Linked DNA regions of Homo sapiens: region 2 is linked to region 1. A link is a loop called in an ENCODE intact Hi-C map of the cell type or tissue named here. Cell type or tissue: heart right ventricle. All regions are shown on one strand.

Region 1 (4,000 bases):
AAAAAATCCAGATGTGCTGATGCATGCCCATAGTCCTAGCTACTCTGGAGAATCAGGTGGGAGGATTGCTTGAGACTTGGGAGATTGAGGCTGCAGTGAGCCATGATCACACCCCTGCACTCCAGCCTGGGTGACAGAGCGTGACCCTGTCTCAAAAAAAAAAAAAAAAAATTCATGGACAATGTATGAATTCATTGTATCTTGTGGCATTGTAACAAATAATCCCCAAACTTAGTTGCTTAAAATAATAAACACATTTCTGTGGATTAGTAACCTGGGTATGACATAACTGACTTAGGGTCTCCCATCAAGTTGCAGCCAAACCGTTAATTGGGGAAGGATTCGCTTCCAAGCTCACTTACACTGTTGTTAGTGGATTTCAGTGTCTTCTGGGCTGTTTGACCTAGGACTTCAGCTCCTTGACATGCAGGCCTCTCCACATGGCCACTCACAATAGGCAGCAGTCTTCCCACATGGCAAACAAGCAAGTGAGAGAAAGAAGACACCTAAGACAATCTTTTAATAACCTCTTCTTAAAAGTGACATCTCATCACTTTCACCATATTTTATTCTTCAGCGGTGAGTCCTTAAGTCCAGCCTATACTCAAAAAAAGAGGATTACAGGAAGAGGTGAATACCAGGAAGAAAGAAGATGGGGATTCTTATGGACTGCTGTGGACTGAATGTTTGTGTTCCATCAAAATTTTTATGTTGAAATTCTGAGCCCTAATGTGTTGGGATTTGGAGATGGGGGCCTTTGGGAGATAATTAGGTCATGAGGGTGGAGCCCTTATGAAGGGGATAAGTGCCCTTATAAGAAAAGACACAAGAGCTTGATTTAACTCTCTGCCATGTGAGCACACAATGAGAAGAGGGCAATCTGCAAACCAGACAGAGGGCCCTCACTAGACATGGGATCTGCCAGCACCTTGATCTTTGACTTCACAGCTTCCAGAACTGTGAGAAATAAATGTTTGTTGTTTAAGCCACATAGTCTTTGGTAATACGTTAGAGCAGCCTGAACTAAGACAGGGGTCACATTAGAAGTTGCCTACCATAATGTGTGCATTTGTGTATATTAGCATGTGTATATGTACAGGCAGGGGGTCTGTGGGTGCACATGGCATAGGGCCAATAGTGTATTGAGATCTTACACATTTTCCTGTTAGGAACATAAGGGGAGGAAAACAGTAGTCATGGTCCCTGTAGGGAACAGATGGAATTCACAAATTGGGAATTCGAACTGGTTTAATAAAGGGACTATTTACAAATATGTGGGCAAGTATAGGAAAATTACAAGGAATTGGGCTTGTCACCTGATACATCACTCCCCCTGGGCCTCAAGCAGTCAGGTGAAGGAGAAATGAACAGAACCAGGAGAGGATATTTGTATGAGAAGACCCTGGTCAGACGTATGACCTTTTGTTAAAGGATATGGTCAGCTCATGGCATTTCCACAGAGAAGGTGCCAAGGGAATAAATACCTTGACCTCACTTTCCTCCTGTCTCCTCCTGGCACTATCCATTGGCTAAAGCCAACTAGAAGCTAGAGGGCAATGGAGTCCACTGATGTAGGTCAGCCTCCTGGGGAACACATAGTAATGTATGAAGAGTGGAGAGTGTATCCGGAGGGACAATCAGAAGATACCCGGTACAGAAAACAAATGTACTTAAGAGGAAAATTATATTCAGAGTAGGCAGAGAGGAAGAAACAGGCTTACATGAATAGTTGTTGTTTACAGCAAGCTAGATGGAAGAGTTTGCTGACAGAGAAGGATATTTAACGTCAAAACAAGCTTTCAAATAATTGCTTCTCTTGAAGATCCTTCAAAATAGGAAACACATACACATTTCTATGAAATTATTTGGGAGAAATTGTACTGATGAAAGGAGCATGAGTGGCTAAGATGACTTTGAAGGGTCCTTGTAATTTGAGGATTCAGTGTTCTACGAGGAGTGATGGAAATCAGGGAACAAGATCTCTTGCAAAATATTCACAACTCTTTGAAATGGAAATTAGGCTATTCCAATTTAGAAATCAAATTAAGGCAAATATTCAGGGTGTTAGCAGGCTGTGCTCTTGCCTGTTTGAAGTGGTGGCTAAAGGAGAGAGGCGTGCTTTTTCCTGGATGAAGCAGGATCTCTCTCAGCCAGTTTTCATCCTTACTTAGCACCTGCTGGCTTGGAGTGGTGTCACCCAAGCAATCAGACGGAGGGACGTGCCAAGAGCCTGCCCTCCCCTCCCACTGTGTGCTGCCCCTCCTCCCCACACCCATGACAGCCTGTCCTGATATAGATGGAGAGGGGACTGGTTTAAAATGACAGTCTCAAGTTCATTTAGAAAGAGAAGGCTAATTCAAAGAAACAGCAAGGCAAGCTTCCTTTCTCTGTAGGAATCATTATTATCCCCCTTTGTCATGGCCCACCGGGGAGCCCATTTTGCCTTTAGATCCCGCTGGCAGAAGACCGACGATGAACTCTGTAGACATAGCATGTCTTTTATCCTTCACAAAGCCATTCGCAATGACTTCTTTCAGAGCTATCTCTACCTGCTGGAAAAAATTCCCCTGGGTAAGTGAGTCAGAGCTACTAGATAAGAAACAAGAAATGACTGATGGGATTGCATGAGGTCATGGGGCTTCTAGAAGAGAATTTAAAACAAGGACACTTTTCAGACAAAAAAAACTCCACAACCAATGTCACTGGGCTGAAATGTTTCAGTGGAATTCTTTATGGAGAATACAAAGATTAAGTGCCTAAAATAGAGTCAGGACTTTATTTTGGGATTTCCATGCACCCTCAGGCACTGTGATTTGCTTCTCTGGGTGTCTGTTGCATGAGTATCAGGCTTGTAGAAACTCAGACATGTTTAATATTTACAAAAAATTGTAATTGGGCAAATTTGATAATTCAAAGATGAGAGTATTAATGCATTAATACATTGAGTAAGAGTTAAAAAGAAAGACTAAATAATGATAGATCAAAATGTGCTTGGGTTATGTATGTATGTTTCTGTGTCTGTGCTTGTGTACACACTTACAATCCTCTGCGGTCTTCTTGAATCACAAGAATAGTCAGAGAGCCTAAAAAAAGGAGATTTTAGCTTGGTTTTTGAATATTAAGAAGTCAGTGGTCTGTCTCCATTTTTGTTATCTCCTCTAGTTTTCAGAGAATTGGACAATAGAGCAATAAAAAGCTTATCTGTTTTGCCTACTCTACTTTTTTCAGCCTCTGTGAAAGCAGTTACTTCAGGGCACCCTAAACAGCACTGAAGAGGAAATAACTTACCATTAAAGAGTAAAATACCCTTCTCCCTTTGATTTGTATTTTCCCCCAGTGAAAGCAAGAAGGCTGTGTATCAGCCTAGTCTGTTTTCTTAAGGTCGTTTGAAAGCCCCATTGTGCACTTGATGTGGTCAGGGTTTCCAGCTGTCGAAGCAGCTACATAATTCTTTGTATTGCATTCAAGCAACCGAATGTTAGCAGCCTACCAAAACCTTTTTGTAAATCCATTTATGAGGGATCTTTAATTCTAAACATACAAATACCTTCATCTCATATTTATATAACTTCTTTCTAAAACTTTTTATCGTCTATGACTTTATTTGATTCTCATAGTCACACTATGAAATAGATAGGGTAAGTTATCATTTTTTTTTCTACCTATCTTCCCTCCTTCTTCCTTTCATTTTACTTTTTCAAAGGAGGGAAGTAAAATTCAGAGATGATGATATTTAATCTAGATAGAGTAATATGAAAGCAAAGACCAAAGTCCAGGGCTTTTTTTTGGTAGATCACACTGCCCATGAGTAATTCTTTTAGGACGTATAATACATCTCATCTATATCCAAAAGGAAAAAAAAATACAGCAGTTTAAATGGAAGGTGATGATGTTCTAGTCACTTCATATACTGGCAAAGCATTGCTTTTCTGGAGACACTCTTCAGGCCATACCTCAATAAGAGTAGGTTGGTAGCTTTGGTTTTATTAGACTGGAGAAA
Region 2 (4,000 bases), 210 kb after region 1:
ACTTATTATTCTCTTACCATTAATGCAAGAATATAGACATTAATTCAAATGAATGGCATCTGGAGATTGATTTTACCTTCAATAGTTATCCATGGTGGGAAGGCTATGAAGGATGTCTTGCTAAGAAATGGGCACATGATACCATTCTTTGTCTGCTGCTGGATTTAGATAAACAGTTTTATGTGAAAGGAACAAATTGGGATTTTAACCCACACCTTCCAGTGTTAATAAGAAACTATGTATTAAGTTTCATATTAACTGTGAGATAAGACAATGGACCTTCAGCTAAATACTGAGTAAAATCAGAGACTCAAGCCTGGAACTAGTTTTCCCGAAAACATACATCGAACAGTTTCTGCTACATAATTTCACAGAAGTATTGGCAATCTGACATTTCCTAGGCATCTGGGCTCATGAATATTTAGATAGATAGAATGCTGAATACTTGATTGAATGATGACATCTGGCACTCCTAGATTAAATGATGCTTCTAGTTCTAAGAGAAATAAAATAGGTTACTATGAAGGATATTAACTTTTATATAGGATTCACTTATTAATGAGAAAAATTTATTCTCTATCAGTCCAACAAGTTTTTTCTAGGTACTAACCTTGTGCAAGATAATGTGCTAAGGTCTAGGAAAACAGTATGAAGTTCCATATTTACGACTTTGTACCTGATATTTGCTGGTTTCTTAGGAGGTTGTTTTTAAAGCCATAGGTATCATTCAAAATGTGTCTACTGAGAAATTTCATGATCTTATCTGATACATTGCAAAAAATATATTTTAATTAAAATCAGAAGCCCAAGGATCTAGGGGTTAAATTGACCCTCAGGAAATTTCTGGAAACTTACAGGGCCAAGGTGAACTCATAGATCCCAGTTTAAGACAGTTTAGTTAAGGACCATCAAGTATTATTATTATGTGTGAAAAATTTTTATACATCTTGTCTTTCGATTTCTAAGGCACACAGTATAGATGTCAATTATAGGTAAAGCATATTTGCATTTCCTAAACCCTTGTTTCCTTCTCATTACAAACTATGTGTTTATGCCAGGTTGTTAGTGCCATACAGAATGCTTAGACTTTGACATTCCATACTTTAAAGTGTGAGCTATTGTATATTTCCCTAATATTTATATCTTACTGTTTTTTTTGAAACACAAATTCTCTGCCTTGATGCTTCATTTCTTCACTAGCACCTCCACACCCTTATCCTGAATCCAAGAACCACATCAGTTCAGGTCTTAATGACCGCAGTACCTACTATACATAAGTCTTTTCTCTAAAAATAACAAATCATCCAGAACTGATAGCTGCTCATGGAAAGTCCATTACTTTGTTACTTCTGGCAGGCGCATGTATTTTTCTTTGGCTGGCTAGCCTAGTGGTGTTTCCAGCAGCTCGGATAACTGGCAACCCTGCATAATTCCTTCTGTTAGGCCTGTCAAAGTCTTGTCTGACACAGGTAAACTGGACATGACTATACAAATCCAGAAGGGCATACAGTGCCACTCTGAACTGTCACACCCTGCCAGATAGTCTCCCTAGTGTATCAGTGACTGGTTAGAGCGTTCTGGGCCCAGCATAGTTCTTCTCCATGAGATAAGATTTCTGCAAGCAGGACTTTGCCCTCAAGGTTTACGTTTTATTTAAAACTTAAGGCTCCAAAAGCTTTGGGTCAAATTCCATTGCCATTTATTTTCCCTTGCCATTTCGGATTGGACTGTCCCCCAGGGTCCCTTTCTTGAGCCTTGGACCTATCACTCCCCAGTCGTGTTTCTGACCTTTTCACTCTTCAGCCCTAAGTGCGTTATTTTGATCCACATGCTGGCTTTCCCTTCCAGGGCAATTTTGAATAAACTTGTAAATAGAGATCCAAGTAACTTTTTCACTTTCATTTCATGGTATTAGTCACTTCTATAGTTCCAGAATCCCCTCCTTACCCTTGCATTGGACTGCCCTCAGAGGAGAAGTCACTGGCTTTCCCACATTCTTCTGAAGTTGATTGACCAAGCATGGGAAATCCAGAAATTTGCGCCATGAAATATTCCTACAGTTATGTGTTGTGTTCTCTCTAGTTTCTATCATGCTAAATGGCCCTTTAATACATCTTTGTTTTCTCCTAGACAAAAACTCTCTTAAAGAAGTAGTGCCTATAATTTTTACTCAGTACTGTGCTTCATGCATACAATAGACTCAACAAGTTATTTATTAAATTGAATTTAAAAATCAGCATCATAAACTCATTAGCTCTAATTTGAGTTTTTAACATAACCTGGTTCATTGATGGCTTTCTCTTTAAAGTTTCTATTTTAGAGAATTTGTATTTTTTCAAGCCTGAAAGCTTTAAAAATAGGAGGCTGAAGAATTCTATTGTTAGCCAAAGTGATTGCTGTGTTTTAATTTCAAGGTAAAAATGTACATTGCTTCATCTGTAGCCTGAGTGTAGATTTTATGTTTGGCTCTTTCAGATAAATTTACCTTATAAAAGGTCACCTAAGATAGCAGAGAAAAGCTGCCATTCATCCTTACTAAAAATAAAACTCTAGGCTTAATGGAGCACAAGATGTCTCCCTTGCATGAAATGTAATGTAGCTAGGATAGAATTCTCTGTTGGGTTTTTCTCAGAAAATGACCTATTTTCCTTCTCTTTCTCTGAAGCATTGGGTATCTGCCAATTCATTCAGATTCTGCAGGCATCTGGTAAAGCTCTGACTTGATTGCCTTGGTCAGATTGGATAGAAGCAGACCCAGGTGTTGCTCTTCTAGGCATGGTTTCCATACTACCTTGAAGTTGATCTACTCTGTAAGTTCAATCACCTTGAAAATTACCCTCTAGTTTTCCATCAATCACATTGCCTCAGTTAGTCAGTTTTTTAGCTACTTGGATTTTGCGTGAAATATTTATTAAATTAAATTACACCAATGGACTCTGAGATTCACAAATATGTTGTAGATACACTTATAGTTACTCATCTGACCGAATTTTTTCCTGAGGAAAAAAAAAATAGTCAAAGGACTACCTTCTATGAGTGGTCTTCTAGACTGCAAAAATCCAGATCTTGTCAGGATTCCATAATTTAATTAACAGAGTTCTGACTGACTTTGATTTGGGGTGAAGAGCCTTAAAGAGTAGTATTAGTCCTTGGTTGCCAAAATGTCAAGTGTAACTTCAGCATCTTTTTATTGTTAAGACTAAGCATAAACAGAGGTATTTTTGGAGTTAATCACATTTCAAACCATGTAGAGTTTTCAAGTCTGTGTTTGTATATACCATGGCAATACTTTGAAGGAATTCTTGACCATACCAATTATTATTGAAAGTTTCTACATGGGTAAGTGGACTGCCTCAGGTAGACCAAAGATTTATTTGAACCATTTTGTTTATTCACAAGAGAAAGGTTTCAAGTTTTCATATGTTTTATCTGTGAACAACTTTCAAATGTGTAAAATGGCCTGTGAACATGTCCAAAGTAACACCCTTCGACTCAAAAACTCCCAAAAATGTGAGAATTCACTGATGGTAACAAAGCCCAATAAGGAGTTTTAAAGTAAGCAAAGGGGCATAAAATTATGAAATCTTACCAATAGCTTACAAGCAGAAGTGTGGTTACCTAAATACCATCCATTTACACACACTCCTCATAGAAATTCCTGCAGGCTCTTGAAAAGGAAAAGAACAACTTTCATGCTGTAGAAACACAAGAGATGGAGGCAGTAGTAATGCTATAGGACATCAGGTGGAGGTCTAACAGGTGTACAAGCCTCAAAACTTCCTTGAAACAGAAGGCTTTCAGAAAAATAGAAACCTATGCAGTTTCTTTCTACCTCTACTGGCTCATATTGGATTGATTCTCACTTTCACAATTGCCTGATACTGGTTGCATGAGTAGGAGCCCTAGCCTAGGAAGGAATGTGGTAGAGGTAGAAAAGTATCACTTAGTTAGCAGTATGTTATATTCTGTTTTGTTTGTTTACAGTTTTCTGTGTTATTAT

Evidence for each region. Peaks named below come from ENCODE experiments on the same cell type or tissue, not always from the same donor. Only the 100,000 strongest peaks of a DNase experiment are listed, where the experiment ranks them.
Region 2: it touches region 1 in a loop (2.2-fold over the local background); 4 of 110 quality-filtered maps call a loop at or near these places.

The regions. Positions count from the first base shown.
Region 1 is chr1:170,143,691-170,147,690 of GRCh38, forward strand. It overlaps NTMT2 (N-terminal Xaa-Pro-Lys N-methyltransferase 2), which reads left to right and starts at 2,269. Exons shown (of 4, transcript NM_001136107.2): 1 at 2,269-2,571. The coding sequence starts at 2,418. RefSeq lists enhancers at 1,850-2,381, 2,382-2,912. In heart right ventricle, a CTCF peak has its summit at 1,517; a DNase peak (open chromatin) is centred at 2,231; H3K4me3 peaks cover 1,823 bases; H3K27ac peaks cover 2,877 bases.
Region 2 is chr1:170,352,927-170,356,926 of GRCh38, forward strand. No RefSeq gene overlaps it. Among named protein-coding and RNA genes, the nearest start is that of LINC01142, 71 kb to the left of the region's middle. In heart right ventricle, no CTCF peak of the experiment used is centred here; no DNase peak of the experiment used is centred here; H3K27ac peaks cover 2,693 bases.